Regions from separate parts of the Homo sapiens genome. Here region 1 is linked to region 2. Evidence: read pairs that join two places in POLR2A ChIA-PET (ENCODE). Cell type or tissue: MCF 10A. All regions are shown on one strand. Each heading gives the region's core, and the rest is flanking DNA. Links, peaks and the distances in the headings are about the cores only. Region 1 has its middle 24 kb from the start of MED18. Region 2 overlaps PHACTR4 (phosphatase and actin regulator 4).

Evidence for each region. ChIA-PET counts read pairs that join two places held together with the same protein. Peaks named below come from ENCODE experiments on the same cell type or tissue, not always from the same donor. Only the 100,000 strongest peaks of a DNase experiment are listed, where the experiment ranks them.
Region 1: POLR2A ChIA-PET joins it to region 2 with 5 read pairs; 2 of 35 experiments call an interaction of 5 or more read pairs at or near these places.

What each region holds. Positions count from the first base shown.
Region 1 is chr1:28,301,935-28,307,316 of GRCh38, reverse strand. No RefSeq gene overlaps it. Among named protein-coding and RNA genes, the nearest start is that of MED18, 24 kb to the left of the region's middle. In MCF 10A, for the core only: no CTCF peak of the experiment used is centred there; no DNase peak of the experiment used is centred there.
Region 2 is chr1:28,389,312-28,394,693 of GRCh38, reverse strand. The region is part of intron 1 of PHACTR4 (phosphatase and actin regulator 4); the gene reads right to left. Among named protein-coding and RNA genes, the nearest start is that of PHACTR4, 22 kb to the right of the region's middle. In MCF 10A, for the core only: no CTCF peak of the experiment used is centred there; a DNase peak (open chromatin) is centred at 2,503.

The sequences.
Region 1 (5,382 bases), core at 155-5,154, 87 kb after region 2:
TCGAACTTCCGACCTCAGGTGATCCGCCCGCCTCGGCCTCCCAAAGTGCTGGGATTACAGGCATGAGCCACTGCGCCCGGCCTGCCTGACTCCTTTAAAGCATTTTTTATATGCATCAACTCATTAATCTCCATATGAACCTAATACTGTAGATGCAATTATTACCCCATTCTATTTTATTTTATTTATTTTATTTTATTTTATTTTAGACAGGGTCTTGCTCTGTCACCCTGGTGGGGCGCAGTGGTGCAATCATGGTTCACTGCAGCCTCAAGCTCCCTGGCTCAAGTGTTCCTCTCACCTCCGCCTCCCAAGTAGCTGGGACCATAGGTGGGTGCCACCATGCCTGGCTAAATTTTTTTTTTTTTTTAGAGAGACACAAAGTCTCACTATGTTGCCCAGGCTTATTACCCCATTTTAAGATAAGGAAACTGGGGTCTGAGAGGTTAAGTAACTTGCCTAGGGTCACATGGCTTGTAAGTGGTAGAACCAGGATTTCAACTCAAGTTGTTGGACTCCTGAGCCCAAGATCTTATTTTGTTTGCCTGCAACTACACTTGCACCATGGGACTGGCCCCCTGGGCTGGCTGATTGGATCTGCAGAACTCTCCATTTCCTAACTCCAGTCCTTTGCATGGGTCAGCTGCACCTCCTGTACCTTCAGAAAGAGAGTTCCCTTTCTAGCTTAAAGCTGAGGAGGTTTCTGTTACTTACCTGATTCAAAAAGGATAATTTCTGCCTACAGGGTAGCACAGGGGCTTCCTAAGAGCTCAGTGAGCAGCGAACATGTGATCCTGGCATCTGAGGACCCACAGAGACCACATGCCAGAGAAAAGATGAAGTGCTTAAGCTTCCGGAAGGCCAACAGCTCAGCAGCCCTTGGCTGTATGTATTTCAATGTGTAAGTGTCCTGTGAAGAGTTTTTAAAATAAAAAATAACTTATATTGCTGTTTTTTTTTTTGTTTTGTTTTGTTTTGTTTTGTTTACTGTATGCTTACTAAAGTTCATCACAGCCATAACAGGAAGAAAATTTCTTTTTATTCTTTTAAAAATAAAAGATTTTATAGGTTAATTTATAAGCAGTAGAATAGTGTGATTAAAATCCTGGGCCCTGCACTCTGGAAAACTTTGTCAGTTTCTTTTTCTTTTTCTTTTTTAAGACAGAGTCTCGCTCTATCGCCCAGACTGGAGTGCAGTGGCGGAATCTTGGCTCACCGCAACCTGTGCTTCCCAGGTTCAAGTGATTCTCCTGCCTCAGCCTCCTGAGTAGCTGGGATTACAGGCGTTCACCACCATGCCCGGCTAACGTTTGTATTTTTAGTAGAGACGGGGTTTCACCATGTTGGCCAGGCTGGTCTTGAACTCCTGACCTCAGGTGATCCACCTGCCTCGGCCTCCCAAAGTGCTGGGATTACAGGCGTGAGCCACCGTGGCTAGCCTGTCAGTTTCTTAAAAAATGAACCGCATAGGCGGGTACAGTGGCTTGTGCCTGTAATCCCAGCACTTTGGGAGGCTGAGGGAGGTGGATCACCTGAGGTCAGGAGTTTGAGACCAGCCTGGCCAACATGGTGAAACCCCATCTCTAGTAAAAATACAAAAATTAGCTGGGAGTGGTGGTGGGAGCCTGTAATCCCAGCTACTCAGGAGGCTGAGGCAGAAGAATCGCTTGAACCCAGGAGAAGGAGGTTGCAGTGACCCAAGATCCTGCCATTGCACTCCAGCCTGGGCGACAAAAGTAAAACTCCATCTCAAAAAAAAAAAAAAAAAAAAAAAAAAGAATCACACAGCTACCATACAACCTGGCAATTGCAATCCTGAGCATTTATCCCAGAGAAATGAAGACTTACATTAAGACAAAAACCTGTAGTTGAATGTTTAAAGCAGTTTTATTGGTAGTATCCCCAAACTGGAAACAATCCAGATGTTCTTCAATAGGTGGATGGTTAAACAAACCATGGTACATCCACAGAATACCACTCAGCATGGAGTATTACCCAGAAATAAAAAGAAACGAGGCCGGGCATTGTGGCTCATGCCTGTAATCTCAACACTTTGGGAGGCTGAGGTGGGAGGATCACTTGAGCCCAGGAGCTCAAGGCCAGCCTGAGCAACACAGGGAGACTCCACTTGTACAAAAAATTACAAAAATTAGCTGGGCATGGTGGCACACACCTGTAGTCCCAGCTACTCGGGAGGCTGAAGTGGCAGGATCACTTGAGGCAGAGAGGTCGGTGATGCCAGTGAGCTCTGATTGCGCTACTGCACTCCAGCCTGGGTGACAAAGCCAGACCCTGTCTCAAAAAAAAAAAAAAAAAAAAGAGAGAGAACAAATATGAATACTTGGAACAATCTGGATGAATTTCCAGAGAATCATGATGAGTGAAAAAAAGCCAGTCTCAAAAGATTAAACACTGTATGATTTATTTATATAAAATTCTTGAAATGACAAAATTATAAAAATGGAGACAGAATTACCAGTGTAAAGGAGGAGGTAGAGGCAGGAGGAAGTGGGGTTGGCTATTGAAAGGTCAATATGAGGAATCCTGGTAGTGTTGGAAATACTCTGTGTCTTGACTGTATCAATGTGAATATCTTGGTTGTGATACTGTGTTGTATTTTTTCAAGAAGTTACCATCGGGGGAAACTAGGTAAAGAGTACACAGGATCTCTTTGTTCCCTCCCTCCCTCCCTCCCTCCCTTCCTTCCTTCCTTCCTTTTTTGAAACAGGGTCTTATTCTGTCACCGAAGCTGGAGTGCAGTGGCACAATCATGGCTCACTGCAGCCCCGGCCTCCTGGGCTCAAGCTATCCTCCCACCTCACCCTCCCAAGTAGCTAAGAACACAGGCGCGTGCCACCACTCCTGGCTCATTTTAAAACATTTTTTGTAGAGATGGAGTCTCCCTATGCTGCCCAGGCTGGTCTATGACTCCTGGGCTCAAATGAGCCCACCTCAGCCTCCCAAAGTGCTGGGATTACAGGCGTGAGCCACCTTGCCTGGCCTATATTATTTCTTATAGCTGCATGTGAAGCTATAATTATCTCAAAATTAAAAGTTTAATTAGGAAAAAATCCTAGACCCTATGCTTAAAACATGCTGTGTGTCCTGGAGTAAGTTGCTTTTCCTCCCTGTCCCTTAGTTTTTACTTGTCTTATAGATTTGTTGTGAGAAATAAGAAATAAGTGATATTATGTATATAAAATGCTTAGTACATTGTATATTAGCGTTAGTACTGATACACTGTAAGAACCTAATAAATATTAGTATGATTACAGAAAAATTACAAAATATAGATAATCAAAATGAAGAAAATATTTTAAACAACCATAATTCTACCACTTTTAACACCTGTATCAATTTATATGTTTTTAGCTGCAAGTAAAAACAAAATCAACAACAATGAAGTACCACTTCAAATGCATTAGGATGGCTTTAACAATTAAAATAATAATAATAATAACTGCTGGTGGGAAGGCCAAATGGCTCAGCCTCTGTGGAAAACATTTGAGCAGTTTCTCAAGAAGTTAAACATAGACGGCCAGACACAGTGGCTCACACCTGTGATCCCAGCACTTTAGGAGGCTGAGGTGGGCAGATCACTTGAGGTCAGGAGTTTGACCTCATGGAAGCTGGGCTCTACTAAAAAAAAATACCAAAAATTAGCTGGGTGTGGTGGTGTGTGCCTATCGTCCCAGCTACTCGGGAGGCTGAGGCACGAGAATCGCTTGAACCCGGGAGGCAGAAGTTTCAGTGAGCCAAGATGGCCCCACTGTACTCCAGCCTGGGCGAGAGAGACTCCGTCTCAAAAAAAAAAAAAAAAAAAGTTAAACATAGAATTACCATATAACCCTGCAATTCCATTCCTAGGCATACACCTGAAATAATTGGAAAAATGTACTCCAACAATTATTTGTACACACTTTTTCATAGCAGCACTAGTCAAAATAGCCAAAGTGTCCATCAATGGATGGCTCATACACAAATTGTAGCAAATACATACAAAAGAATATTGTTTAGACATAAAAAAGAATGAAGTGCTGATACCTGCTATGATCTAAATAAGCCTCAAAAAATTTTATGCTAAATGAAGGAAGACAGGCACAAGAGATCATACACTGCGTAATTCTATTTATATGAGGCATTCAGAATAGATAAATCAGGCCGGCGTGGTGGCTTACACCTGTAATCTCAGCACTTTGGGTGGCCAAGGCAGGCAGATCACTTGAGGCCGGGAGTTCAAGACCAGCTTGGCCAACATGGTGAAGCCCCGTCTTTACTAAAAATACACAAATTAGCTGGGTGTGGTGGCACATGCCTGTAATCCCAGCTACTCTGGAGGCTCAGGCACCAGAATCCCGTGAACCTGGGAGGCTGAGGTTGCAGTGAGCTAAGATCGCACCACTGCACTCCAGCCTGGGCAACAGAGTGAGACTCTGTCTCGAGAAAAAAAAAAAAAAAAAAAAGATAAATCTACAGGGACAAAATGCAAATTGGTGGAATAATGAAAATGTTTTGGAACTAGATAGAGGTGGTGGTTGCACAGCATTGTGACTGTACTAAAGACCCCTGAATTGTTTACTTTAAAATGGTTAATTTATTTTTTAAGACAGAATCTCACTCTGCTGCCCAGGCTGGAGTGCAGTGGTGAGATCTTAGTTCACTGCAGCTTCAAACTCCTAGGCTTAAGGGATCCTCCTGCCTCAGCCTCCCAAGTAGCTGGAACTACAGGTGCATGACACCATGCCTGGCTTTTTTTTTTTTTTGCAACGGATCTTGTTTTGCTCTTCAGGTTGGTCTCCTGGCTTCAAGTGATCCTCCCTCCTCGACCTTCTAAAGTGTTGGGATGACAGGCATGAGCCACTGCACGTGGCCAAAATGGTTAATTTTAATTAGTTGGGCTTGGTGATGTGTGCCTGTATTTCTAACTACTAAGGAGGCTGGGATCGGAGGACTGCTTGAGCCCAGGAGTTTGAGGCTGCAATGAGCTATGATTGTGCCATGGCACTCCAGCCTGGGCAACCGAGTGAGACCCTATCATACCCCTCCCCCAAAAGTTAACTTTATGGTTATGTGGATTTTACCTCAATAAATTACTAGAAATAAAATATGTCAGAATTATTTAAGAAAAATTTATTACGTCTTATATTAAGAAGCCCCAAAATAGAGAAGCTCTAGAATTGGTTCTTTCAGTAGCTCCAAGATTTTATCAAGGACCTGAATTCTCTGTTTTTCCATTCTTGTCACGTTGCCATTTTTCATTCTTCCGTGGTTAAAAGATTGTTTTCATAGTTCCAAGAACTGCCTGAGGACATGACATCCAGCTCCACTAGATTGTAATGGAACAAAGAAGGGCTACCGATTCCTGGAAATACCTTCCTCTCT
Region 2 (5,382 bases), core at 196-5,195:
ACCTGGGAGCCAGAGGTTGTGGTGAGCCGAGATCGTGCCACTGCACTCCAGCCTGGGCAACAAGAGCAAAACTCCATCTCCAAAAAAAAAAAAAAGAAAAGATGGCCAGGAGAGGTGGCTCACACCTGTAATCCTAGTGCTTCTGTAGGTCAAAGCAAGAAGATCACTTGAGGCCAGGAGCTTGAGACCAGCCCAGGCAACATAGCAAGATCCCATCTCCATAAAAACAATTTTTTAAAAATTAGCTTGGTGTGGTAGGACACATCTGTTGTCCCAGCTATTCAGGATGATAAGTCAGGAGGATTTCTTTTCTTTTTTTTCTTTTTTTCTTTCTTCCTTTCCTTTCCTTCCTTTCTCTCTCTGCTCTGTCTCTCTCCTCCCTCTTCCTTCCTCCCTCCCTCCTTTCCTTCCCTCCGTCCCTCTTTCTTTTTTTTTTTTTTTTACTTTCTAAAACTTTTTGTTAAAAACTAAGACACTAACAACACATTAGCCTAGGCCTCCACAGGGACAGGATCAAGAATATCACTGTCTTCCACTTCTACATCTTGACTTCTTGAAAGGTCTTCAGGGGTACTAACAGGCATGGAGCTGTCATCTCCTATGATAACAGTGCCTTCTTCTAGAATACTTCCTGAAGGACCTGCCAGAGGCTGTTTTACAGTTAACTTTTTTAAAAAATAAGGCTGGGTGAGGTGGCTCACACCTGTAATCACAGCACTTTGGGAGTCCAAGGTGAGCAAACTGCTTGAGCCCAGGAGTTCAAGACCAGTCTGGGCAACATGGCAAAACCTTGTCTCTACAGGGAAGAAGAAAAAAAAAAAGTTAGCCAGTATGGTGGCATGTGCCTGTAGTCCCAGCTACTTGGGAGGCTGAGGTGGGAAGATCACCTGAGCCTGAGAGGTCAAGGCTGCAGTGAGCCCTAATTGTGCCATTGCACTCCAGCCTGGGCAACAAAGTGAGACCCCATCTCAAAAATAAAAATAAAATAAAAATATGTGTGTGTGTGTGTGTGTAGAAGGAATACACACTAACAATTAAAAAGTATAGTAAATATATAAACCAGTAATATAGTCATTTATTATCAAGTATTATATACTATACATAATTGTATGTGCTATAGTTTTATATGACTGCCAGCACAGGTTTGTTTACTACCAGCATTACCACAAACGTGAGTAATGCATTGTGCTATAACATCATGATGGCTACATCACCAGGCAATAGGAATTTTTCAGCTCCATTTTAACCTTACAAGACCACCATCATTTGTGCAGTCCAGCATTGACAGAAGTGTTATTATGCAGTGCATTCATTTAATAGAATGAGCCTACTATAGTGGTTTGCATTTACCAATAAATTAGTGTTGCCATAGTGGAAGGATGAACCCTTCTCCCAAGTATATAAAGATGTTGTCCCAGAAGTCCTATCTCTTACCTAATTTTATTTAAGAAGGTAAAGTATGTAAAAGATTGTTAGTAAAATTCCCAATCTTATTGGTATCACCAATAGCTTAAAAGAGATTGTGCCATATTTTGTTTAACTGACAAAAATTATATATAGTTACGGTGTGTAAAATGACATTCAGAAATACAGTAGTCCTCTCTTATCCTTGAGGGATACATTCCAAAGCCCCCAGTGGATAACTGAAACAATGGACAGTACTGAATCCAATTGCACTCAATCAAAGTACGTTTTTGTTCATGTCTCCCACCCACAAATTTAGTGTCTTTTCCATCTTCACTAGGAACTTACTGTGCACTGTGATTGTAACTTCTGCAATGTGGAGTACAACAGCAAAACTAGCACAATTTTCTTTTTTCGTCTTCACAATTTCACAGATAGAAAATTCATTCTTTCAAATACAATATGCAGGGTTCATAAAAAACAAAAAAAAAATCATTTTTACTATAGATTTTAGCAATCTTGGCATAAGATTTTTTTTTCCTTAGTAAGTCTAGAACTTTCATCTTTTTGCTTAAAGGATACACTTAATAGCTTCTTGGCTGGGAGTGGTGGCTCACACCTGTAATCCCAGCACTTTGGGAGGCTGAGGTGGGTGGATCACTTGAGCCCAGGAGTTCGAGGTAACATGGCAAAACCTCATCTCTACAAAAAATACAAAAATTAGCCAGGCATGGTGATGCACATCTGTAATCCCAGCTACTCTGGAGGCTGAGGTGCAAGGATTGTTTGAGCTCAGGAGGTGGAGGTTGCAGTGAGCAATGATGGGGCCACTGAACTCCAGTCTGGGCAACAGAGCAAGAGTCTGTCTCAAAAAAAAAAAAAAGAAAAAGGAATTTATCCTTGGTATATCCAAATTGCCAGCATCACTACTCTTGCACTTTGGGGCCATTATTAAGTAAAATAAGGGTTACTTGAACACGAGCCCTGCAATAGCCTGAGTTAATTTGACAACCAAGTCTGCTACTAAAGGGCATGTAGCAGACTCAGTGTGGAGACACCGAGCAAAGAGATGATTCATGACATACGCAGGACGGCAAGAGAGATTTCATCACACTACTCAGAATGGCATGCTGTTTAAAACTAATGAATTGTTTGTTGCTGGAATTTCTTTTTCATATCTTCAGACCATGGCTGATCTTGGGTAACTAAAACCACAGAAAGCAAAACTGTGGATAAGGGGGAGCGCTACTGTATGTGAAGACTGTGGAATGGCTAAATCAAACTAATGAACATATCCATTACCTAAAATAATTACGTTTCTTTGTGGTGAGAACACTTAAAATCTACTCTCAGCAATTTGCAGGTACAGAATATATTTTTAGTGGCCGGGCGTGGTGGCTCACACCTCTAATCCCAGCACTTTGGGAGGCTTAGGCAGGCAGATCACCTGAGGTTGGGAGTTTGAGATCAGCCTGACCAACATGGAGAAACTCCGTCTCTACTAAAAATACAAAAAATTAGCTGGGCATGGTGGTGCATGCCTGTAATTCCAGCTACTTGGGAGGCTGAGGCAGGAGAATCGCTTGAACCTGGGAGGCAGAGGTTGCAGTGAGCCAAGATCATGCCATTGCACTCCACCCTGGCCAAAAAGAGTGAAACTCTGTCTCAAAAAAAAAAAAAAAAAAAAAAAGAATATATTTTTACTAAGGTCACTATGTTGTACAACAGATTTCTTGTGCTTATTCCTTCTGTCTAACAGAAATTTTATATCCTTTGACCAACACCTTCCCAATCTCCACTCCCACCCAGCTCCTGGTAACCACCATTTTATTCTCTGCTTCTATGAGTTTTACTTTATTATTATTATTATTATTTTATTTATTTATTTTTTGAGACAGAATCTCCCTCTGTAGCCCAGGCTGGAGTGCAATGGCTTGATCTCAGCTCACTGCAACCTCTGCCTTCCGGGTTCACACCATTATCCTGCCTCAGCCTCCCGAGTAGCTGGGACTACAGGTGCCCACCACCACGCCCGGCTAATTTTTTGTATTTTTAGTAGAGACGGGGTTTCACCATGTTAGCCAGGATGGTCTCCATCTCCTGACCTCATGATCCGCCTGCCTCGGCCTCCCAAAGTGCTGGGATTACAGGCATGAACCACTGAGCCTGTCCTATTTTTATTTACTGTTTTTAGACAGGGTCTCACTCTTGTCGCCCAGGCTGGAATGCAGTGGCACAATCACGGCTCACTACAGCCTCAACCTCCCTGGGCTCAGGTGAGATCTTCCCACCTCAGCCTCCCAAGTAGCTGGGACTACAGGTGCACACCAACACACCCAGCTAGTTTTCGTATTTTTTGTAGAGATGGGATTTCACCATGTTGCCCAGGCTGGTCTCAAACTCCTAGGCTCAAGCAATCCGCCTGCCTCCACCTAGCAAAATGCTGTGTTACAGGCTTGAACCACCTGCGCCCAGCCTGGAATTTTTTCTATTTTTTGAGATGCAGTCTCTTTCTGTTGCCCAGGCTGGAGCGCAGTGGCGTGATCTCGGCTCACTGCAACCTCCACCCCTGGGGTTCAAGTGATTCTCCTGCCTCAGCCTCCTGAGTATGTGGGATTACAGGTATGGGCCACCACGCCCGGCTAATTTTTTTGTACTTTTAGTAGAGATAGGGGTATCACCATGTTGGCCAGGCTGGTCTCAAACTCCTGACCTCAGGTGATCCACCCGCCTCGACCTCCCAAAGTGCTGGGATTACAGGCATGAACCACCATGCCCTGCCCCAGCCTGGAATTTTTATTAGAATTATATTCTGTAATACTAAAAGCCTTGGTCTACAGTTTACCCAACAGATATTTAATGCTCCTGTTGCTAATGGTAGCCACAGCCTTGGTGGTGTTAATATAGGTATATGAGAATTGTAAGATTGAGTTTGACATTTTAGATTCCATATATAAGTAAAAGCATGTGGCCAGCCATGGTGGCACCTGCCTGTAGTCCCACCAACTCAGAAGGCTGAGGCAGGAGGATCGCTTGATACCAGGAGGGACTTCGAGGCTATAGTGTGCTATGATTGCACCTGGGAATAGCCACCGTACTCCAGCCTGGGCAACACAGCAGCAAAAAACCCTGTCTGTAACAACAAAATAAGAGCATGCAGCATTTGTCTTTCTGTGCCTGGCTGACTTCACTTAATGTAATATCCTCTAAGTTCATCCATGTTGTCCCAAATGACAAGATTCCCTTCTTTTTCAAGGCTGAATAGTATTTCGTTGTGTATATATACCAAATTTTCTTTATCCATTCATCTACTGATGGACACTTAACACTGATTCTGTATCTTGGCTCTTGTGAATAATGCTGCAATGAACATGAGCGTACAGATACCTCAACATACTGATTTCATTTCCTTTGGATATATACCCAGTAGTGGAATTGCTGAATTGTATGATAATCCTATTTTCAATTTTTTGAGGAATCTCCATACTGTTTTCCATAGAACAGTAGTGTACAGGCCAGGCGCGGTGGCTCACGCCTGTAATCCCAAAACTTGGTGGGGGGCCGAGGCAGGCGATCACGAGGTCAAGAGATCAAGACCATCTTGGCCAACACAGTGAAACCCCATCTCTACTAAAAATACAAAAATTAGCTGGGCGTGGTGGCACGCGCCCGTCGTCCCAGCTACTCGGGAAGCTGAGGCAGGAGAATCGCTTGAACCTGGGAGGCGGAGGTTGCAGTGAGCCGAGATTGCGTCACTGCACTCCAGCCTGGCAACAGAGCGAGACTGTGTCTCAAAAAAAAAAAAAAAAAAAGTAGTATACAAATTTACATTTCCACCAACAGTGCATGAGGGTTCCCTTTTCTCCACATCCTTGCCAACACTTGTTATTTTTTTTCTTTTAATTTTACATTTTTTTCTTCACCAGTATGGTATCCCACAAATCTTTCATCTTTCTGATAAAAACCATTCTAACACGG